Linked DNA regions of Homo sapiens: region 1 is linked to region 2. Evidence: read pairs that join two places in POLR2A ChIA-PET (ENCODE). Cell type or tissue: GM12878. All regions are shown on one strand. Links, peaks and the distances in the headings refer to the core of each region. The heading gives the core; the rest is flanking DNA.

The links. Peaks named below come from ENCODE experiments on the same cell type or tissue, not always from the same donor. Only the 100,000 strongest peaks of a DNase experiment are listed, where the experiment ranks them.
Region 1: POLR2A ChIA-PET joins it to region 2 with 8 read pairs; 2 of 35 experiments call an interaction of 5 or more read pairs at or near these places.

What each region holds. Positions count from the first base shown.
Region 1 is chr18:34,146,161-34,158,816 of GRCh38, reverse strand. All of the region lies in intron 1 of NOL4 (nucleolar protein 4), which reads left to right. Among named protein-coding and RNA genes, the nearest start is that of NOL4, 72 kb to the left of the region's middle. In GM12878, for the core only: no CTCF peak of the experiment used is centred there; a DNase peak (open chromatin) is centred at 4,906.
Region 2 is chr18:34,255,108-34,267,763 of GRCh38, reverse strand. No RefSeq gene overlaps it. Among named protein-coding and RNA genes, the nearest start is that of NOL4, 37 kb to the right of the region's middle. In GM12878, for the core only: no CTCF peak of the experiment used is centred there; a DNase peak (open chromatin) is centred at 5,214.

The sequences.
Region 1 (12,656 bases), core at 1,884-9,883, 110 kb after region 2:
CTGGTTTAATTCTACAAAACACTGTCCTGGGCCCTATTTAATTATCAGAAGAAATATATTTTAAAAGTAGCGTGTTTCTTGTATTACAGCAGATATGTAGAATCCCTAGTTTTCATTAGAAGGATATATAGCTATTTATAGGAATGTTCTCTTGCTGCTAAGCACCCCTGAAATAAACACTTTTTGACAAATGAGTAGAACAATTCTGTGTCAGGATATCTGGGATACATAGTACGTAAAAACGAGCTGTTTAGAAACCCCTTCTTTTCCCATCTCATTTCCAGTTCTATATGCCAGTGCTAAAATCTCTTTTCTGGGCTCTAATCCATCTGTGTTTGAGGTCAGTTTTTGACTTTGCAAGGGGATTTATTTCCACATGGCTCTGTTTTTGAACTCGAGGGTGGGGGGTAAATTAAATATTCGACTACTTACACTCAGCTCAGGTGCAAGATTTAGTGCATAGATGCATCTCTACTGACTACCGACGTAAATGCACTTAGTAAAAAAGACTCTCCCTGATTAGAGCAAATGGAGGCATCTGTGATCTTGAATTGCCAGCCATACCCTGGCAGGCTCTGTGAACTACTGTTGGTCACAACCCCTTGCTCTCAAATTTCTTTTCTGTTGAGTGTATATATGGTAAAGCTTTCATTCTCTGAAAGCACCCCGGTAGCTTTTGCTACTGATAATCATGAGTTTCCTTACATAGTTCTGCAAGTTTGAATAGACAAGCCTTTTCAGCTGACTTTGATACTACCTCTTTAGAAAATCCCAACAATGCAAGATAACTATTTCTTTTTTTTAAAGCTGATAGGTGGGATACTTAATAATTTCATTTTGTCACACTTTCTGTGTCATGGTGTTTTCAAAGCCACTAAAAGAGATTTTGATATAGTGCAAGCCCTAGGTAAAGCTATGAATTCGAAACATGTTTATCTTCAATGTCCTATCTACCCTGTTCCTACCTCTCCCAAAGGTCACCTGGATTCCTAAATACCAAATCGAATGGTCCCTTTCATTTGTCATCCTACTTAACCTCTTATAAGAATTTGACGCTCTTGATCTAACTTCTCATTTTCCTTGATAATCTCTTCCCATCTTCTTGTGCTCTCTGACCTATTTGAAGGTCCCTTCTCAGTCTTTTTACTTTTCTCTTTTCCTTTTTTGATACTGTATTTTGATCTGCTTTTTTTTTTCATTCTGCATATTTTCCTGGGCCTTTTCATCCACATCAATTGTTTTATCTGCCATCTTATTTTCTTGTCTTCTAAATCTGTGTTATCTTGTGCAAACTTTTCTCTGAGCTCTAGACCTTTTTTCTGAGCTACTTCATGGACAATTCTATATATCTTACCTGCAGGCATCTCAAATTCAACCTGTGACTCACTGAACTATTTTCCTATCCAAAATTTGATTTTCTTATTGTATTTTCTATCTCAGTTAATGACCCTATGCCCCTACTTACACAAGATCAGAAGCATGAGGGCCATTTATTGAGGTATATATTTATCTAATGAAATTTTCTTACTGGCATCTACCATATGCCAGACAGTGTCATGAAGCTTAATTCTAGTAGAAAAGAAAGATTAATGTATTTATGACCAAGTAATATAATTCCAGCTTTTGGTAAATTCTACTACAGAAATAAGCCAGGTGTTATATGATAAAGAAGAGCTGAGAAGAGTACTCTACACAGGATGGTCCAAAAAAGTTTTATGTGTTAAACCAAAATGAAGAATGAGAAGAAGCCAAACATGTAAGTTGCTGGAGAAAAAAAACATGTCAGGCAGAGATAATAGCAGTCACAAAGATCCTGCAGTGGGGGAGGGCCTCCTGTATTCAAGAAAATGACGTAAAAGCCAATATACGTGATGAGAAGGGGACAGTGGGGTGTAGTGAGTGTGGGAAGGAGGCAGGGGACAGATTTTGTATGACTCTGTGGGCCATGATGAGGAATTTGGATTTTATACTATGTGCAGCAGGAAGCCATTGAATGTTTTTATTAAGAGTGGCTGAACTGTTTCATACTTATAGATGATCATTAGGCTGTAGGGTGGAGAATGAATTGGAATGGTGACAGTTTGGAAGTGGAGAGGATATTAATGACAATGGAAGTGTTCCGGATCAGCGATGACAGTGGTATGGAAGTAGAGAGGGAGACGAGTGAACAGACGTGAGGTATTTTCAGTGATCTTTTGTCTTTATCACTCACTATTGTGTGTCAGTCTCATTTCTGTCCTTAGAGCACTCCATGCCATATGGAGCTTTCCACATCCCAAGTCCTTACCGATAAATCCTATTTTTATGGTTCTTATACTTTTAGAACCTTAACTGAATGATAGTTACATGTTACCTGACAAGGAGAAGGTAGAGAACAATAGTTAAGAAAGTAGGCTCCAGAGTTAAGCTGCCTTGGTTCATAGCCATGCTCCAATGACTTACTAGCAGTGTCACTTGGGCAAATTGTTTAACCTTTCTGTTTCATTTTCTCCAGCTACAAAATAGGAATAACAGTAATAATAATTATTTACAGGATATTATGGGGATTAAATAATGCATATAACACACAGTATATGGCAAGTCTCAGTAAATTTTAGATTATGATGTTGCTGCTGATGGAAAATGATAGAGGATGTAAGATCTTACTCTGGTAAACATTTTAATATAATGCACGGGAAGTTCTGCAGCCTTTCCTTGTAACTTGTTAGTAAGACTAAGAATCAGAAGAGGAAAGGCATCATGTCTGGCATGGAAGGAAATGGGAAATATTCTGACAAACAGGCATCCAAAATAGTTGCTCATCAAATCTCCCTTCTTGGGGAAACCCTTCTATAGGAAAGCATTTTCTGTTCCTTTCTGATTTCTTAATCTTGCTTTCTTTGAGCCTGCATTAAATCATTTTGTTTTTCTTGTTACAGTGATTAGAAAGAAAATGGATATGAAGTTTTTAATCATGACAAGAATAATAGAATACCTTTAAGCTGGAAAAAGTTGAGACTTGCTACTACTTGGTGATTTTCTTTATGTCTTGCTAATTCAATAGGAAACACTCCTTAGTACAATCTTGTCCTGCATAATAATGTTTTGGTCAAGGATGAGTAGTGTATATGATGATGGTCTCATAAGATGATAATACTATATTTTACATACCTTTTCTATATTTAAATATATAAATACCCACTGTATTAAAATTACCTACAATATTCAGTACCGTAACATGCTGTATAGGTTTGTAACCTAGAAGCAATATACCATGCAGCCTAGGTGTGTAGTAGTCTATGCCATCTATGTTTGTGCAAGAACACTCTATGATGTTTGCATGATAAGGAAATCACCTAACAGTGCATTTCTCAGAATATATCCCCCTCATTAAGCAATGCATGACTGTAATTCCAAACTTCAGTTTTCCTGCATTCACAACTAAGCCAATATTGACTGCCTTGTTTTATCAAGTTATTAGTATCCTTCATGAATGGTCTGTATCTCATAATTTTCCAACTCAGTTATCAAGGTTTCTCTGATTTATTGAATAAATCAGTGATTCTTTATAAAATATACCTTTCAACATTTTTCTTTCTTTTCATTGTTGTTTTCCTCTGTCTAAATTAGATTCTCATATTTTTCAAATATATATATATATGTTACATTTTTAACATCTCTCTGACCAACTTTCACGTATTTGTGGCAGATTTATTTTTTCGAAGTATGGAGCTACTCTTGTCATCCTTTCATTCAAAAATTCAAAAACTCTTTACTAAGAAGAAAGTTACAAATTGGCAAAAGATTCGTATTCAGACTTTATAGAGAACTATAAGAAAAAGGGAGACCAGCCAATAAAATATTGGGCAAGTGACTAAGAGAGATATTCAACAAAAGAGGGCGTCTAAATAACTAATAAATGTAAGAAAGGATCCACAACCTCAGTAGTCATCAGAGAAATTAAAATTAAAACCACTATCCACACATGTATCAGAATGACAACAATGAAAGAGAATGCCATTCCAAAGAGTTTGTGAGAATGTTGAGCAATCAGAATGTTAGTATACTGCTAGAGAGACATTTAGTTAACACACCCACTTGGGAAAAACTATTTAGCACATTTTACAAAGATATATATATATATAGCAATAGTATATGACATGAGTGATGGGTGCACAAAAAAAACACGAATGAAACCGTTATAGCAGTATTATTTCTAATAGTTAAAAAACATAAATGACTCTAATGTTTTTCCTGAAAAAAATTGTTAAATAACTTATTGCATATTTTACTATGCAATACTATGCAACAATAAAAAAAGTACTTCTACACACTACAGCATGTATGAATCCCACAAACATAATGACATAACAAAATAGGCAACACGAGTCTATGTTGAGAAGCTAAGGTAGTAGCTATCTCTGGGGAGATAAGCAAGATTAGTGATTAAAAAACAGTCAAAGGGAGCTTGTAGGGGTGCTGCTACTCTTCTATTTCTGGAACTTGGTGATCCGTATGTGGAAGTGTTTAATGTGTACATTCATTAAACTTTATACTTATATTTTGTGCATTTTGTCTTAGTTATATTTCAATTATTTTTTTAAAGACTTGTCATTAACTACTGTATTAAGTCACTGTCTTCAGCCTCTGCCTGTTGGATTTTAACCTGTTTTCTGGCTGTTTCCTCTTACATCTTTGCATGTGTCTTACGTTTTCAACAGATTTGACTAGTAAATGAATTTTTCTTCATATTCATTGTTTTCATCCTTTTAGTAATGGAATCCTCTGAATGTTAGCTGGACACATGTCTGACTCCTTTTGGCCAATCTTCTGACTACATTTTCTAGCCTGCCTCAGCTCTACATATGGCTGTGTGATTAAGTTTGGGCCAGTTATTCATAGCAGAAGTAATGGGTCCGATTTACTTCCTGTATGTTACTTTCACTTTTACTTCCTGCTGGGAAATAGCAATGTCTGGGAAACCTTGGCAACCACATGTTCTAGATGGCAGAGCTACCATGCTGGCTGTGGATCACTGGACTGTTAGATGAAAGAGAAATTAATTTCTGTCTTATTTAAGCTATAATATTTTGAGGTTCCTTTATTACAATATAGTCTCTGTCTTAACACAGTTTGTTATAAATATTGCAATTCATATGTGTCTCTGTGCATTGATTTGGCTAATCACTCTTTCCAGAGATGACCTGACCTACTGAAATGATCTCCAAGAAGTGCCATATTCACTGATTTATATCTTGCAGTGCTTTCCATTTCTTAGATATCTGACCATGGGGAATGTATTCATTTATTTGAGTCTCAGCTTCGTTACCTGTGAAATGGGAATAATAGATAATTATTATGAACACTAAAGGAGTTAATACTTGTAAAGTGTTTAGCAGTCTGGAGTACATATTAAGCACTCAACAAATATTATTTTCACCTAATAGTTTTAATGTAAATAATTGATATGGAACTGAGCAATAGCACAACAAAGAAACTCAATGTACATTGGAAGAGGATATGAATTAAGGACATTTAAGAGACAATCATTTCATGATTCGAGCCTTCTAGAGATTTGTTATTATTTTATAAATATTGGAAATAGTGTAATGTTAATATAAATATACCTTATGACCAAGTAATTCTGCTCCTAGTGATGTATCGAAAAGAAATGAGTACATGGGTATATGAAAAATATAACGAAAATATTTATAGCAGCATTACCTTTAATAGAAACAACTGGAAACAACCCCGTTGTTTCCTACACATAAGAGCAAAACTAACTCTTAATTTTGGCAAATTTATTTTAACTGTCCCATGCTTCTCTTTCTTCTTAAAAATTGGTAATAATAGTTCCTGACTATTGATTACTTAAGAATATGACTTATCTATTACAATGTGATTTGGGGAAAAATTGCTAAAAGTCTCTAAGTTATTAAAAATAAATTGCACTTCTATTTTTAGTATTCCCTTTCAATTATCTTCTAGCAATTTTCTTTTGTCTAAGTACTTCCTTTAAGTCCCTTCATTAGGGTGGTAAATGTTTTTGGTGTGTTTGCCAGAAGAAAACCCTCTTTCTTGCACGATAATTTTTCTGATTATATAAATCTATATTTTTCAGCATTTGCCCTCAGAGTCGTGAAGCTATTATTGTATTGCCTTCTCACTTGGTGACTATTGAGAGGTTTGCTGTCGGACAAACTCTTGTTCCATAAGGGTGATCTGTCTCATCTTTCTGGCTGTTTTTTCTTTTAATATAATCAGTTTGTGGTTATCTGCAGTTTTATACATAGTAATGTATGCAAGAGTGAATTTTTGCAAACAAAATTATCCTGTGTAGGATTCACTGTGTTTCTTAAATCTGAGGTCTCATAGCTCTATTAATTTTCCTCCATTGTTTTCCCAAAAGATTAGACTATTTTGTTTTCAAACCAAGAGCCAAATAAACCTAAGACACATCACCTGGTCATGTCTATTTACAAGTAGTTCATTCATTCACTGCATGTGGACATTTTTTTAAGAGTCCTATTTTTACATGAACATTTCTGTTTCAAGTCTTGTGGCCCATTGCTCACATGACCCTAGAAATTTACCTGACTTTATCAACTCTGCATTTTAAACTATGCTTATTAGTCATTCTTTCTAGTTGTTTTATAATGGAAGATTTCTTTCTTTTTAAAAATAACATTAAAATAAGTTAATGTTTCATTTCCTATCCTTGGCAGATTTTTATTTTTCAATATGAATTGTTTTGAAAAAAAAGTTAATGATACATGCACTAAAAAGGGATACAAAGATTTCGTTATTATATTTTAATTTAATGTGAATTTTTCATTTTTTCAAATTGATCAAGCATAGTTTACAAAAAATTCCTTGAGCTGGTTGTCGGTCCACTAGAATAACTTTCCTCTGTTGCCGCACAGGACAGCAAGGCTTTCACTCCTCCAAAGAGTATATCCTTTTCCCCCTCTCATTTTAAATAGACTTCAGGTTTACAGCAATACTGAGCAAAAGTACAGAGTTTCCAGGTATCCCCTGCCCTCACAAGCTCATAAGCACCCCTGCTATCAACATCCTGCACCAAAGTGGTACATTGGTTACAATCAATGAAACTACATTGGCATATCATTAAAATCCAAAGTTTACATTAGGGTTAATCTTGGTTTTGTACATTCCATGAGTTTGGAAAAAGATGTATAATGACATGTATCTACCCATATAGTGTCATACAGAATAGTTTCACTGCCCTAAATATATGTTGTGCTTTGTCTATTAATCCCCCCCTTCCCATAAGCCCTGGCAACCACTGATCTTTTTACTGTCTCCTTAGTTTTGCCTTCTTCCAGAAGGTCAGATATTTGGAACCATATAGTATTTAGACCTTTCAGATTGGCTTCTATCACTCGATAATATGCATTTAAGATTCTTTCATGTATTTTCATGGCTTGATAGTTCATTTTTTAGTGCTAAGAAATATTTCATTGTCTGGGTGCACCAGTTTATTCACTCACCTACTGAAGGACATCTTGTTTGCTTCCAAATTTTGGCAATTATAAATAAAGCTGCTATAAACATCTGTGTGTAGGTGTTCTTGTAGACTTAAGTTTTCAACCTCTTTGGGTAAATACAAAGGTAGATGTTTGGTGGATCATATGACAAGAGTATGTTTAGTTTTATCAGAAAGTGCCAAACTTTCTTCCAAAGTGCTATAAAGTTTTGCAATCCTATGCACAATTAACGTTCTTTTTGCTCCATATCCTCACCAGCTTTTGGTGGTGTTAGTGTTTTGAATTTTGGCCTTTCTAATAGTTATGTAGTGGTATCTCATTCTTTTAATTTGCATTTTCTGAGTGGCATGTGATGTCGAGCATCTTCTTTGGTGAGGTGTCTGTTCAGATCTTTTGTACATTTTAAAATCAGTTTGTTTGTTTTCCTATTGTTGAATTTTATGAGTTATTTGTATATTTCAGATAACAGTCCTTTATCAGATTTTCTTCCAGTCTGTGGCTTGTCTTCTTCCAGTCTGTTGCTTGTCTTCTCCCTCTCTTGACTATGTCTTTCATGATCAGAAGTTTTGAATTATAATGAAGTCTAGCTTATCAATTCTTTCATTCATGGATCATGACTTTGGTGTTGTATCTAAAAAGTAGTCATATCCATGCCCAAGTCATGTAGATTTTCTCTTATTTTATCTTCTAGGACAAAAGTTGTATATATTTTTTGTATTTAACATTTAGTCTAGGATTCATTTTCAGTTTTCTTTTTGAACAATGTAAGTTCTGTGTCTAGACTCCTTTTTTCCACACGTGCATATCCAGCTGTTCTGCAATGTTTGTTAAAACTATCTTTTCTTCATTGTATTGCTGTTGCTCCTTTGTCAAAGATCAGTTGACTATATTTATGTAGGTCTATTTTTGGGCTCTCTATTCTATCCTACTGATACTCGTTTGTTCTGTTGCCAATACATACTGTCTTGATTACCACAGCTTTATAGTAAGCCTTGAAATTGAGTAGTGTTAGTCCTATGACTTTATTCTTCTCCTTTAATATTGTGTTGGCTATACTTGGTGCCTTTAAATTTCCTTCCACATTTTTTGAGGGCACTATTCTCAACATTTTCTTCATGTAATAGGCTTAGTCATATATTTGAAGGGTAACTAACACTTACAGATAACTAACATTTGTTGAGTACTTATTAAATTCTGGGCAAAATTCAATTAATCATAAATTAAACAGATATATTATATAATTATCATCATATTTTAGATGAGAAAACCAAGGCCCAGGGAAATGTAAGAAAATTCCCCAAGGCAACTTAGGTAGTAAATAGAGGAATACGATAGTCTGCCTCAAAGGGACATAATGTGGTATCACCTCCCAGTACCTACAGCATTAACTAACTTTCAGCAAGGAAATTCTTCAAATAAACCAGGTTATAGAGGTATAAATTCTACTTCAATTGAATATTTGCTGATTACGTACTATATACCAGGGACAATTCTAGGTATTCCATTTTCAAAATAATGATCACTAAGCATTTTCTCTTAATGAGTTCATTGTGTAGAGTGTCATATAGTGAACAGACAAGTTAAAATAAAATAGTAGCTTTCTCCAAAGGGTGCCACACTGGAATCAACCTAGATGGTCATCAACTGGAGAATAGAAAGACAAATTATGGCTTCATCATGCAATGGGATATTATTCATCAATAAAAACATAGGGTATGATGATAACAAAGTTTTGATATCTCTCTCACAGATCTTACTTGCTAAATCTTCATGTTTACTTCCTATTAAAACACTATCATAGCTATTCTGATTAATTTAGTAGTGAAAGAATAATCTTTCTTTCTAGGCTTCAAATCCTTTCCCTTGTATTTAGGTTAAAAATTCTTACTTTGTGGCCACGTGCACCCTAACAAAGTTACTAGTCCCAGAATTTTCCCAAAATAAAAGTCCTTTTATTTTCTGGGATTATTATTCACAAGATTGACCCTTATCTCTGAAGGCTTTAAAGATTTTTATTCTTTTGGCATTTCTTTCCAATATACTCATGTATTACAGATTGTTGGCTATGGACACCAGAAATATTTTGACCTATTTTTAATCATTAAAATCACTATGAATATTAGCATGTCTCAACCTAATTTTTATTTTCTTTGCTCTGCATCCTATCCCCAAAGCTATGAAAAGGAATTTACTGCTCTATCACACAATGATTATGCCTAATAATTAAGGGAAAATGCAGGAAGATGTAATTGTACTTCTCAATTGCAGTCAAACACTGAATTAGCCACAATAACTAAAAAAGATAGCTCAAATGATTAAATCTTCAGAGGAACCCTATATTTATATTAAATAATTCATTTCTCAAGGAAAAAATAGTTTGTATATATTTTTGCAAGAAGAGCTAACTATCCTAAATATATATGCACCCAATACAGGAACACCCAGATTTATAAAGCAAGTCCTTAGAGACTTACAAAGAGACTTAGACTCCCACACAATAATAGTTGGAGACTTTAATACCCCCCTGTCAATATTAGACAGATCAACAAGACATACAATTAACAAGGATATTCAGGATTGGACTCAGCTCTAGACCAAGCAGACCTAATAGACATCTACAGAACTCTCCACCTAAAATCAACAGAATATATTCTTCTAAGCACCACGTCTCACTTATTCTAAAACTGACCACATAATTGGAAGTAAAACACTCATCAGCAAATGCAAAAGAATGGAAATAATAACAAACAGTCTCTCAGACCACAGTGCAATCAAATTAGAACTCAGGATTAAGAAACTCACTCAAAACTGTACAAGTACATGGAAACTGAACAACCTGCTACTGAATGACAACTGGGTAAATAACGAAATTAAGGCAGAAATAAGTAAGTTCTTTGAAATCAAAGAGAACAGAAACACAATGTCCCAGAATCTCTGGGACACAGCTAAGGCAGTGTTTACAGGAAAATTTATAGCACTAAATGCCCACAGCAGAAAGCTGTAAAGAGCTAAAATTGACACCCTAACATCACAATTAAAAGAGCTAGAGAAGGAAGAGCAAACAAATTCAAAAGCTAGCAGAAGACAAGAGATAACAAAGATCAGAGCAGAACTGAAGGAGATAGAGACAAGGAAACCCCTTCAAAAAATAAATGAATCTAGGAGCTAGTTTTCTTTGAAAAGATCAACAAAATAGACAGATCGCTAGCCAGACAAACAAGAAAATAGAGAAGAATCAAACAGACACAATAAAAAATAATAAAGCAGATATCACCACTGATCCCACAGAAATACAAACTCCCATTGGAGAATACTATAAACACCTCTATGTAAATAAGCTAGAAAATCTAGAAGAAATGGATAAATTCCTGGATACATACACCCTCCCAAAACTAAACCGGGAAGAAGTTGAATCCCTGAGTAGACCAATAACAAGTTCTGAAATTGAGGCAGTAATTAATAGCCTACCAACCAAAAAGACCCAGGATCAGATGGATTCACAGCCAAATTCTTCCAGAGGTACAAAGAGGAGCTGGTACCATTCCTTCTGAAACTATTCCAAACAATAGAAAAAGAGGAAATCTTCCCTAACTCATTTTATGAGGCCAGCATCATCCTGATACCAAAGCCTGGCAGAGACACAACAAAAAAAGAAAATTTCAGGCCAATATCCATTATAAACATTGATGCCAAAATCCTCAATAAAATACTGGCAAACCAAATCTAGCAGCACATCAAAAAGCTAATCCATCACTATCAAGTTGCCTTCACACCTGGGATGCAAGGCTGGTTCAACATACGCAAATCAATAAACGTAATCCATCACATAAACAGAACCAATGACAAAAACCACATGATTATCTCAATAGATGGAGAAAAGGCCTTTGATAAAATTTAACACCCTTTCATGCTAAAAACTCTCAATAAACTAGGTATTGATGGAATGTATCTCAAAATAATAAGCTGTTTATGACAAACCTGTAACCAATATCATACTGAATGGGCAAAAAGTGGAAGCATTCCCTTTGAAAACTGACACAAGACAAGGATGCCCTCTCTCACCACTCCTATTCAACATAGTGTTGGAAGTTCTGGCCAGGCAATCAGGCAAGAGAAATAAATAAAGGGTATTCAAATAGGAAGAGAGAAAGTCAAATCGTCTATGTTTGCAGATGACATGATTGTATATTTAGAAAACCCCATCGTCTCAGCCCAAAATCTCCTTAAGCGCATAAGCAACTTCAGCAAAGTCTCAGGATACAAAATCAATGTGCAAAAATCACAAGCATTCCTATACACCAATAACAGACAAACAGAGAGCCAAATCATGAGTGAACTCCCATCACAATTGCTACAAAGAGAATAAAATACCTAGGAATCCAACTTACAAGGGATGTGAAGGACCTCTTCAAGGAGAACTACAAACCACTGCTCAAGGAAATAAGAGAGGACACAAACAAATGGAAAAACATTCCATGTTCATGGTTAGGAAGAATCAATGTCATGAAAGTGGCCATACTGCCGAAAGTAATTTATAGATTCAATGCTATCCCCGTCAAGCTACCAATGACTTTCTTCACAGAATTAGAAAAAAAAAAACTACTTTAAATTTCATAAGGAACAATATAGCCAAGACAATCATAAACAAAAAGAACAAAGCTGGAGGCATCACACTACCTGACTTCAGACTATACTACAAGGCTACAGTAACCAAAGCAGCGTGGTACTGCTACCAAAAGAGATATATAGACCACTGGAACAGAACAGAGGCCTCAGAAATAACGCCACGCATCTACAACCATCTGATCTTTGACAAAGCTGACAAAAACAAGCAATGGGGAAAGGATTCCCTATTTAATAAATGATGTTGGGAAAACTGGCTAGCCATTGCAGAAAACTGAAACTGAACCACTTCCTTACACCTTATACAAAAATTAACTCAAGATGGATTAAAGACTTAGATGTAAGACTTAAAACCATGAAAACCCTAGAAGAAAACCTAGGCAATACCATTCAGGACATAGGCATAGGCAAAGACTTCATGACTAAAACACCAAAAGCTACTATATAAACTGTTTAATAGGCACTAGAGCAGTGAAATAATGACAAAGCAGAGAAACATGCAGCCTGAATAAATGGCTAGTCAGTACCTCAAATTTGAAAATTACT
Region 2 (12,656 bases), core at 1,933-9,932:
TTTTGGAGCACTTCAGATTTCAGATTTTAGATTAGGGATGCTTAATCTATATGGTAATTTTAAATATATGATGATGTTTGCATTAGTCAGAGTTTTCCAGAGAAACATAATGAAGAGGATGTGTAGATAGATAGATACATATCTATACAGATATATCTCTATGTGTATCTATAAATAGATGTATATATATGTATACATATACATGTACACACACAGAGATTTATTGTTGGGACTTGGCTTTTATGATTATTATATTAGTCCGTTTCATACTGCTGATAAAGACATACCAGAGACTCAGCAATTTACAAAAGGAAGAGGTTTAATTTGACTCATGTGGCTGGGGAAGATCTCACAATCATCGCGGAAGGTAAAAGGCACTTCTTACATGGTGGCAGCAAGACAGAATAAGGAAGATGCAAAAGTGAAAACCCCTGATAAACCCACCAGATCTCGTGAGACTTATTCACTACCACAAGAACAGTATGGGGGAAACTGCCCCCATGATTCAAATTATTTCCCACTGGGCCCCTCCCACAACACATGGGAATTATGAGAGTACAATTAAAGATGAGATTTGGGTGGGGGCACAGCCAAACCATATCATTCTGCCACTGGCCCCTCCAAATCTCATGTCCTCAACAGTTCAAAATCAATCATGCCTTCCCAACAGTCCCCCAAAGTCTTAACTCATTTCAGCATTAACTCAAAAGTCCACAGTCCAAAGTCTCATCTGAGACAAGGCAAGTCCCTTCCACTTATGAGCCTATAAAATCAAAAACAAGCTAGTTACTTCCTAGATACAATGTTGGTACAGGTATTAGGTAAATACAGCTGTTCCAAATGGGAGAAATTGTCCAAAACAAAGGGGTTACAGGGCCCATGCAAATCCAAAATCCAGCTAGCTGGGTAGTCAAATTTTAAAGCTCAAAAATATTCTCCTTTGACTCCAGGTCTCACATCTAGGTCATGCTGATGCAAAAAGTGGGTTTCCATGGTCTTGGGCAGCTCTGCCCCTGTGGCTTTGCAGGGTACAGCCTCTCTCTCAGCTGCTTTTATGGGCTGGCATTGGGTGTCTGTGGCTTTTCCAGGTGAACAGTGCAAGCTGTCAGTGGATCTACCATTCTGGGGTCTGGAGGATGGTGGCCCTCTTCTCACAGCTCCGCTAGGTGATGCCACAGTAGGTGATGCTCTGTGTGTGGGGGCTCCAACCCCACATTTCCCTTCTGCACTGCCCTAGCAGAGGTTCTTCATGAGCACCCCGCCCCTGCATTAAACTTCTGCCTGGGCATCAAGGCGTTTCCGTACATCTTCTGAAATCTAGGTGGAGGTTCCCAAACCTAAATTCTTGATTTCTGTGCACCCACAGGCTCAACACCACATGGAAGCTGCCAAGGCTTGGGGCTTCCACTCTCTGAAGCCATGGCCCGAGCTGTGTATTGGCTTCTTTCAGCCACGGCTGGAGCAGCTGGGATACTGGGCACCAAGTCCCTAGGCTGCACACAGCATGAGGACCCTGGTCCCAGCCCATGAAACCATTTTTTCCTCCTGGGCCTCCAGGCCTGTGATGAGAGAGGCTGTCATGAAGGTCTCTGACATGGCCTGGAGACATTTTTCCCAGGATCTTGGGGATTAACATTAGACTCCTTGCTACTTATGCAAATTTCTGCAGCCAGCTTGAATTTCTTCTCAAAAAATGCTTTTATTTTTCTTCTGCATCATCAGGCTGCAAATTTTCTGAACTTTTATGCTCTGTTTCCCTTTTAAAATGGAATGCTTTTAACAGTACCCAAGTCACCTCTTGCATGTTTTTCTGCTTAGAAATTTATTCCACCAGATATCCTAAATCATCTCTCTCTAGTTCAAAGTTGCACAAATCTCTAGGGCAGGGGCAAAATACTGTCAGTCTCTTTGCTAAAACATAACAAGAGTCACCTTTGCTCCTGTTCCCAAAAAGTTCCTCATCTCCGTCTGAGACCACCTTAGCCTGGACCTTATTGTTCATACCACTATCAGCATTTTTGTCAAAGCCATTCAACAAATCACTAGGAGGTTTCAAACTTTCCCACATTTTCCTGTCTTCTTCTGAGCCCTCCAAACTGTTTCAACCTCTGCCTGTTACCCAGTTCCAAAGTCAATTCCACATTTTTGGGTATCTTTTCAGCAACACCCCACTCTACTAGTACCAATTTACTGTATTAGTCTGTTTTCATGCTGCTGATAAAGACATACTCAAGACTGGGGAATTTTCAAAAGAAAGAGGTTTAATTCGACTCAGTCCTACGTGGCTGGGAAGGTCTCACAATCATGGCAGAGGATGAAAGGCACTTCTTACATGGCAGCAGCAAGAGAGAATGAGAAAGATGCAAAAGCAGACACCCCTGATAAACCCATCGGATCTTGTAAGACTTATTCACTACCATGAGAACAGTATGGGGGAAACCACCCCCATGATTCAATTATCTCCCACTGGGTCCCTCCCATAACACATGGGAATTATGGGAGCACAATTCAAGATGAGACTTGGGTGGGGATACAGAGCCAAAACAAATCAATTATGGAAGCTTGTTCAGTCCAAAATCTGATGAAGGAAGCTGGCAGGAAGGAGACTAAGGAAAAATATCAGAGGTCAAATTCAACTGCAGTCTGCTGGTAAACCAGAAGGAGTCAATGTTGAAGTTCAAGTCAAAGACTGTGTGCTGGCAGTATTTCCTCTTGCTTGGGGGAGGTCAGCCTTTGTATTACTCAGACCTTTAACTGATTGAATGAGACCCATCCATATTATGAAGGGCAATTTGCTTTACTGAAGTTTCACTGATTCAAATGTAAATCTTATCCAAAAATACACTCACAGACACCAAGAATAAAGTTTAACCAAATAACCAGGCACTGTGGCCCAGTCCAGTTGTTATTATTCTTAGCAGATGCCTGCAGAACTACTTAATGATAAAGTATCATGATACCAATAGCTCACTTCAAAATGATTGAGAATATACACACACACGTATATGTAATATATATACCTTCATATAAACACGCACACACATAGTAAAATTTCAGCAATTGTTTATTCTGAGCACTAGGTATAGCAAGTTATAGCTTAAGAATCTTTTTTTAATCTAAACTTTTTATTTGGTCCTTTGAAGGGATTTTTGTTTTCGTGTTTGTTTTTGTATGTGTACTTTAAGATATACCTAGAGTACATAATAGGCAATATTAATTTTATTTTTAACTATTATTCATAAATGGTTGAGGATTATAATTCATCTAATTATTTTTGGCAATTTGCTATTTCTTTTGGAAAATAAATTGCCAAAACCCAGTGTGAACTTATCTTTTTCACAAAGTATGAAGTTAATGTTTTCATAATTTAGACTCTAGTTTATTAGAATAATTTGTAACTACATTATAATACATGTTCAAAGCATGTGCTTGTGATTATATTAATGTTATCAATCTTTCAATAACTGTTTTCATTAATCATATTTCATTTGTTAGTATATATAGGAGTTAGTTACTTTTATGCATTGTTTAAAAGTAGCAAAATTACATAATATTTTGAATATTTATTGTATTTATGTATCCAGGAATTTAACTCTTTTTATTATAAATAAATGATGTTTATTCCACTTTGGATCTTTTCACATGAGCATCTTTGTCATCTTTTTTTCTTACTTTTCTACTAATGGGGGAATATAACATTAAAAATCTGGCAATTAATGAAACAATGAGAAAAATCAATAAAAGTTAACATTAAAAATTTTCCTGAAGAATAATAATTTTTGTCTCTAGATATTACCCTGTTGCATGTTTATAGCTATCATTATGTGGAAATACTAACTTCTCTGCTAAAAGTACAAAATTCAATTACTTTTAAATTCCGATTAATCATTTTAGACATACGTAAATGACCTAAATGATATCCAAGTCTTAGTTAAGACAAACACATTAAGATTTAGTAATGAAGGACCGAAATAATACATTTCTTGTTATTTTCTACTTCAAATCTATGCTGTCAATTGGTCTTTTATTCTTCGACATATTTTATTAAAACTATATTTTGGTTTGCAAGAGATTAACTATCTTGGCCAGGTGCAGTGGCTCGTGCCTGTAATCCCAGCACTTTGGGAGACTGAGGCAGGCAGATCACAAGGTCAGGAGATAGAGACCATCCTGGCTAACATGGCGAAACCCCGTCTCTACTAAAAATTACAAAAAATTAGCTGGGCATGATGGCACGTGCCTGTAGTCCCAGCCACTCAGGAGGCTGAGGCAGGAGAATCGCTTGAACCTTGGAGGCAGAGGTTGCAGTGAGCCAAGATGGTTCCACTGCACTCTAGCCTGGGCGACAGAGTGAGACTCCTACCTCAAAAAAAAAAAAAAAAAAAAAAAAAAAAAAAAAAAAAAAAAGAGAGAGAGAGAGATTAACTATCTTAAAACAATCAATTATACTCTAGGAGAGACTAATGGAACACAATAAATTTAAACAATATATTTCACGTTTTTTTATGCTTATTCTCTTTATAATTCAACTGAGGCACTTAAAACCTTCAAAGGAAAAACATCCCAATTAGCAGTAAAGTCATCTCTCCTCTCTAGGAATATCTGGAAAGCAGAATTCTGGGTTAACATACTTTATTCAAATAGGTTCCCTTTTCCCCAGAGAAGAAACAATTTTTGGTGAATATTTTAGTTTCACCCTCACTTTTTAATTTCTCATTAAAACTGTGACACATTATAAAAACTCCTATTTATGAAAAAGAATGAAATTTACATATTTTAATTCACATACTTTTGAAACAGTCAACATTCTTAAGCAAAAATCTTTACACATAAGTTTAAAGCAAAACAAAACCTTAATCAGCTACTAGTGTAGTTTTCTTAGAGTTTTTGAAAGTCCAACATGGGAGCAATTTTAGACACTATTTCCAATCTAATAATTAATATTACCAAGAGTTTAGAAGCAAGAGGATGTTTTAAGTAATGGGAAAAAGCCTGGATTCCAGAGTCAGAATAGCTATTTGACATTAAGAATGCACTCATCTCAATGTTCTCATTTCTTTAAAAAGAGACAAAATATTACCAACATTTCCTACATGTTGCTTTACTACTTAACTTGGCAATGACTTAGGATTTCATTCAACACTAAAGCACTCAAGTTATTCTTGGTTAATGTTTACCTTACTACTGTCCCTGAGGCTTTCACTCAGGGAAAGTAGAAGCAGCCTCTACTTCATTCTCTGCTTTCACTATTACTCCAATCCTATTCACTTTTTTCTAAAGACAAAGTTCTCTGAGGTCCAACCCAACTTTTTATTTTAAACAGAACTGCAATTCCCAAAATGTTAATCTTGTTATCATAGATGAGCACTTACTAGGCTTGTACATTCTATTTAATGGTTTTCTTATATAGATATACCGAGATTTCCCTAAGTCAAGCTCTGTGCACTACATAGCGACATGATTAACTTTCCTTACTTAGGACAAATTTAGACAGTTGTACATTAGCTAATGTATGAATGTTTTATAGTGCTGTCAACCAGTGGTGATTGCATATCCACCAACAACTTAATTTTGCCAGAATTGTCATTGTTATACAAGTGTTTGTCTAATTATTTCAATAATCTAGTGAACTGATTTTTATTGAATTGCACGTGTAGGCTCAGTTCTATTTCAGGCACAAGGGCTTCAACAAAAAAGAAAACAAGATTAAACACAAATAAACAAAACTCTTGCCCTTGTGGAGCTTACATGTTATTACACTTTGTTCTCTTCTAAAATAAAAATGAGAGGGAAAAAACCCAGAAAAATAAAGAAAGCTTGATTATGAGAAATGTAAGACACACAATTTTACATAATTGCAACAAATTAGGTGGCAATAGTGGAAAATTTTATACCTGGATGGAAGCTCTTTGGGTTGACTATGTTCAACTATGAGTTAAATAGCAAAATTAAAGATCCAAAATTCTGGAAATATACAACTGTCCAAATGAAAAACAATAAGGACTTTACAGTACTTTAGACTGTAATTTATTTTTCAAAGAGGTATGGGTTAGCAATTCTGAAACTGTCTATTTTAGCAATGAACAAATATATATATATTATACACACACACACACACACACACACACACACACACACACACACACAGTGGAAAATGAGAGCCAGATATTTTTATGGAAAGTAGTTACCAATAAGGAAAGGGTTAAAATTTAAAATAAACATGGATGCAGGTAAGTTTGTATACATATATTTATGAGCTTTCTCCATTGACAGTGTCTGGAAGAAAGGACAATTTAGTAGCATAAGCACAATTACTTTTACTGCCCAGATCTTGGGTTCTAAATATCATTCTTTAGTAAAACAAACCTGTGTTTTGAAGAAATGGCTGTTTCCAAAATTGGGACAAAGAAAGTAAAAAATGAGCCTTGAATACTTTTTTGGGCCAGAAAGTAAAGACATGCTCAGAAAATGATGAAAGTATTTTGAAAGGACACTGTAGCCAATTTGAGGTACCCAGTGGCTGTATCTGGTTCAATTTGAGCAATAAAATAAGTGACAGTGATGGAGTATAGCCAGTAGAATAAAATAATTTTCTGCGAGTTTATACTAGTATAGTTATTATAATTGAATGAAATCTTAAAGGGGAAGAAAGAATATCTCTTAATTACTGTAGAATTCCATTTAACAAGTGCAGAAGAAATGATACATATATTTTTAAATCACCATTTGTTGTAATCACCATTACAGTGATACTTGTTGTAGACAAGAATTGTCAATGAATTTTTTTAAATTAATGGGAAAAGTATCATGAGAAAGAGAATCTCTGTAATTTCAAAGCATTTCTCCCATGAGATACTTATTATTTATAAAGGGGAAAATAGTAACCTTACAATGGAGAAATCTGGCAGACATTATCTGAACCAAGTAATCAAAGCTAACAGCACCCATAATAGCACATTGATATGATCCTCAGAAGGGCATGTATCATTTCAATGTTATTCTTCCCCAAAATGCATAAGTTGAATTTAACCATAAGAAAACATTAGACAAACCTAAGTTGAAGGACATATTACAAAGTAACTGGCTGGCTGGCATTCTTCAAAAAAGTCAAGACCATGAAAATCAAAGAGACAAAGAACTATCCAAAATGACAGGAGACTAAGATACCATCTCACGCCACTTAGAATGGCGATCATTAAAAAATCAGGAAACAACAGATGCTGGAGAAGATGTGAAAAAACAGGAACACTTTTACACTGTTGGTGGGACTGTAAATTAGTTCAACCATTGTGGAAGACAGGGTGGCAATTCCTCAAGGATCTAGAACTAGAAATACCATTTGACCCGGCAATCCCATTACAGGATATATATCCAAAGGATTATAAGTCATTCTACTATAAAGACACATGCACATGTATGTTTATTATGGCACTATTCACAATAGCAAAGACTTGGAACCAACCAAAATGCCCATCAATGATAGGCTGGATAAAGAAAATGTGGCACATATATGGAATGGCACACCACAGAATACTATGCAGCCATAAAAAAGGATGAATTCATGTCCTTTGCAGGGACATAGATGAAGCTGGAAACCATCATTTTCATCAAACTAACACAGGAACAGAAAACCAAACACCACGTTATCTCTTGTAAGTGGGAGCTGAACAATGAGAACACATGGACACAGGGCGGGGAACATAACACACCGGGGCCTGTTGTGGGGTGGGGGGCTAGGGGAGGGACAGCAAGAGGAGAAATACCTAATGTAGGTGATGGGTTGATGGGTGCAGAAAACCACCATGGCACGTGTATACCTATGTAACAAACCTGCATGTTCTGCACATGTACCCCAGAATTTAAAGTATAATTTTTTTTTAAAAAAAGGAGAAAACCTTAAGCAAGTTTAAAAAAAAAGAAGAAGACATGACAACTAAATACAGTGTGCAATCCTGGTTTACATCTTGGGTTAGAAAAAGGACATTTATGGGATAATTGGTGAAATTTAAATATCTATAGTTTAATAGCATTTTCAACTTTCCAGTTATGATAATTACCCTATGGCTATTGTAAATATTAATTTGGGGTCTAAGCTAAGTCATGGCTATGTTGGAATTCTTTGTGCTATTATTACAAATATAAAATCATTTCAAAATAAAGAGGTTAAAAATTAATATTTAATATAAAGTATCTCAATTTAAAAACATTTTATCAATTGAAATGAAGCTTTTCCTTCCAATCCAATAAGACTCAAAACTTGTAAATCTTTCATTCTATATTCACCCATTCAAATTTTTGTATGATTTTAGGAGCTCATTTTGTGACTCTTGGAGAGAATCTCTAGAGTAATAAAATCATTAAAAATGACTAATTGAGTAATGTCTTTTTTTTTTACAACAGGTACAAAGCTAACAGACAATTTAATTGTCAAATTATAACTGGACTAGATAATTACGGTTAAACATTACTGCTGATCAGTGGTTTTTAAACTCAAGAGGGCATCAGAACCTCTTGGAGGGTTGGTTAAAAATGAAGACTCCTTGGTGCCAAACTTCTGAGTTCTTAATTCAGTAGGTCTGGGGTGGGGCCTAAGAATTTGCACTTGTAAAAATTTTCTAGGTGAGGCTGACAGGGCTAGTCCTGGGGACTACAAATTGACAATCATTGGCCTAAATATTAATTTGAAATTGTAAGATCAATGTGTCACATCTCTATTGCTTCCAGTGTATACAGTTAAATATATAGATGAATAAAAAGACTCATTCTAACTCCATTTTGACCCAATTACTAATCCAGAATATAAATATTTCAAAACATCAAACAATTTTCATTATAATGTTGAAGCATCTTTTATTGACCCAGGTCCCCAAAATCTAAAACTTTTTTGTGACTTTTGATTTTAAATCTGATATGTAAAACACTTGGGAATCACCACTCTTCTAATTACATCAAGAAAAACGGAGAAAAAAAAAATCAATGACTTATTTTTGGACTAATCAGAGAATTGAAGTTGCAGGGCAAATCACTTTTCTGAAATCTGGAGAGAAAGACATATCCAGCCAGGTGCAGCTAGTATGTGCTAACTGGAACAGAAGTCACTGGAATCCTAAACTGATCAAAACACTTAAATATTAATTTTGATGTATTCATGGAGACTGAATGTGGACTAGTTTGAGAGAGAAATTCATGAGGGTGCAGAGCGAGGTGGTTCCCCTTACTCTCCTGGTTGTTTCCTCTAAGAATCTCACTAAGTTCTCAAGATGAAGATCCAAGAAAGATATCCTCAAAGATCTAGCAGGGGCTGGGAAACAGCAATCATTGTGTACTACGGCCGAAGCCTTCCTCAAAACAAAGGCTTACCTCTGGAGTAAAAGAACTTGCCAGAGCCTTATCGCAGGCTCCCTGGGGGAGGGGTCGCTGCCTGATTTCATCTCCCTCTAGCTTCTCTGTCTAACCTAAGGGGCAGGATTGGGGAATAATTAGTAGGGGGTCAGAGTTTCAGGGAAGGCAGTGTGTAGCAGGAGGAAATAAAAAGCTATACCACTGGAAAGCACTTTTGATGGTCACAGCTTGAAAACACATGCTGAGAAAAAAATGAGATTTTATTTAAAAATTATAGAAAGGCCCCTCACCCACTTCCTTGTATAATACCAATAGGGGTCCAATATAATATCAGTAATTATAGCTGAGAAAGCTGAAAACACAGACTATCTCTGAGATGTAGTACTTAAAGAAGACCAAAATTAAGAGGTGAGACAAAAACAAGGACACTAAAGGATTATGAAGTCTCTGCCATTTGTAACTACAGTAAACATTAAATATAGCCTCACTTCTACCCAGATGAGCATAACTCCTTACTCACATTAAAGTTTATTTATGTTAGTTCCTATTGCCTGACACATGTCTAGTTTTCAACAAAAAATTGCAAGGCATGCTAAAAGGCAATAAAAAATGCAGTATGAAGAGTCAAAGCAATTATTAGAATAGGCTTAGATATGATCAAAATGTTGTAATTGTCAGACATAAAATGTAATATAATTATCATGATTATGTTAAGTGCTCTAATGCAAAAAAATAGAAAACATGCAAAAAGACAGATGTAAGCAGGGAGATAGAAACTCTATGAAGCAAAGAGAAGTGTTAGAAGTAAAAAACAATGTACCAAAAATAAAGAAGGTTTTCGATGGATTATCAGTAGAATGAACATATTGAGAAAAGAATAAGTAAACTTGAAAATATGTCAGTAAAATCTTCCCAAACTGAAATGCAAAAAGGAAAAAAAAACAGAAAAGAGAAGAAAAAAGGAAAAAAGAAGCAATGATAAAAACATAACAGAACATCCAAGGACTGTAGGACAATATTGCAACGATTAAACATACCCATTGTTAGAATACCAGAAAGAGAAGAAAAAGATAATGTATCAAAAGAAATATTTGAAGTAACAAGGCCAAGAAATGTTCAAACTAATGAGAGACAAACAATTCAAGTAGCAGGAAGCTCAAGGAACACTAGCAGGATAAACACAAGAAACAAACAAAAACAACCCCCATATATCTATCCGTATCATATTCAAACTGTAGAAAAACAAAGACAAAGACAACATCTTGAAAAAAGCCAGAGGGTGAAAACATATCTATTTATACATTAACAGGGATAGAAATCATAACAAACATCTTGTCAGAAATCAAGCGAGTAAGAATAATGTGAAAGAAAAGTGTTTAAATCTTGAAAGAAAAAAATCTACACACTTAGAATTCTATATCCAAAAAAACTGTCAATTAAAGCAAAAGAGAAATACTTTCTCAGATGAACAAAAACTCAGGTCATTCAATACCACTAGACCTTCCTTTCAAGAAATATTAAAATAAATTTTTTATAGGGAAAGAAAATGACATAAGTCAAAAACTCAGGTCTATATAAAGAAAGAAAGAATGTTAGATAAGGAATAAAATAAGGTAAAATAATATTTTCTTTGACTTATTCTTTGCTGATCTAAAAGATAACCATTGGCTGGCTGATTCTTAGCTGATCTAAAATATAATCATTGTTTAAAGCATTATTAATGTATTGAGGTATTATAGCATATGGATACATTAAATGAATAATGGTTATTGCAACAAACGACCTCAGTTTTTAAAATATATTTTAATCATCCACTTTCTTTTTCTTTCTTCCCTTCCCTCTTACCCTTTTATTTCTTCCCTGTCTAGATACTCCCTTCTGGCAATCCATGCTTACCTAATTAAATTTTTGTTTTAGAAATTTCAGTGGCTAATCTTGGAACAAACCAGGCATGGAGCCCCAATTGCAGAAGCTTCCTGCTAAGGGGAATTGCCAGGCTGAACCAAAGATAACACCAACCAGACTTCTAGATGGGCAATTACCAAAGACAGCCATCAGAACGAAGACACACAGACCCTGCAACCTGCACCACTCCCATGCCTCCTGTACCAAATTTGCCTTTACAAACCCTATGGAAAATTTTGAAATTTAAGATGTTATTTGAGAATGCTAGTTCATCATCTTGGTTTACTGGCTCTCTGATTAAACTTGCTCTTCCTTGCTCCAACCCTCACTTCTCATGTCTTGTTGTCAAGCAGTGAGCAGCCCAACCTAAGTTCAGTTAGAAATTCAGTGCCCAAATGTGGGGCTGCAGTTTGGGTGGTCTAGCCTGCTTGGTTTCCAAAGGATGGAGCAATTTACTACAGCAGTGTGCCAGGGCTTACCCATTTATGCTACCAGGCAGAGCAACAGATGCTCATGAGTGCCAGCTACTCATGGTTAGGTGACTTCATGGCTTCGACTCCAGAGATGTCCCTGCAGCTGCCAAGAACGCTTTTGTCTTGGGAATTCTCTCATCTTTCTCCTTTCTGGCATCAGCTGCCTGAAATGCTTTGTTGAAGCAAGGAAAAGTGGTGTCTGAGGAGTTAACAGGCTGAAAGGTTGGTAAGTCACTATGGTGTGTTCAACCAGGAACTACCTTCCCATTTGGGCTTTTCCTTGGAATAAACCACTTTTTTTTTTTTTGGTTGGGGTACCCTTTTGGAGACAGGAATAGTTGTTGGACTTCTATCAATTTGAGAACTAGTTCCTTTGCATTTGTCTGTTTGTGGACCCTGGGCTTACATGTTTAATAACATGGAAAATACAAAGGCATGCTAAGTTTTCTGGGGCTCCAGCTAATAACACGTTATGGGCAGTTTTTGTACATATCTTAAACTAATAGGCAAATTACAGCAAGAAAAAGTCAGAGCTCAAATGGTTACCCTGCAACTTTTTTGTTAAGTAGGCTCTTCTAAAGCTGTATATCAATTTATCTTTTCTACCTACTTTGAACCGGAGGTTATTAAGCTACTGCTGTTGAGATAAAACTCACTAATTCAAGGATGAATTTGAGTTTAGTGTCAGATACCAAAGATATTTTATTTTTCTTATACAGTTATGCCCGTTCTAGCTAAAATATAAACATTGGAAATTCACTTGAAACTGAATTTAAAAAGGGGGTAAAAGAGGTTTTTCAAAAAGTAAACTGCTATGGAAACTACCCAAGATCTTGATCCACAGCCTTCATTGGAGTATCTACTGGGGGAAAACAAAGTTTAGCCACGTGGACAGGTTCCAGTTTTGTCAGTCCATCAACTAACTGGAAGCCGTAA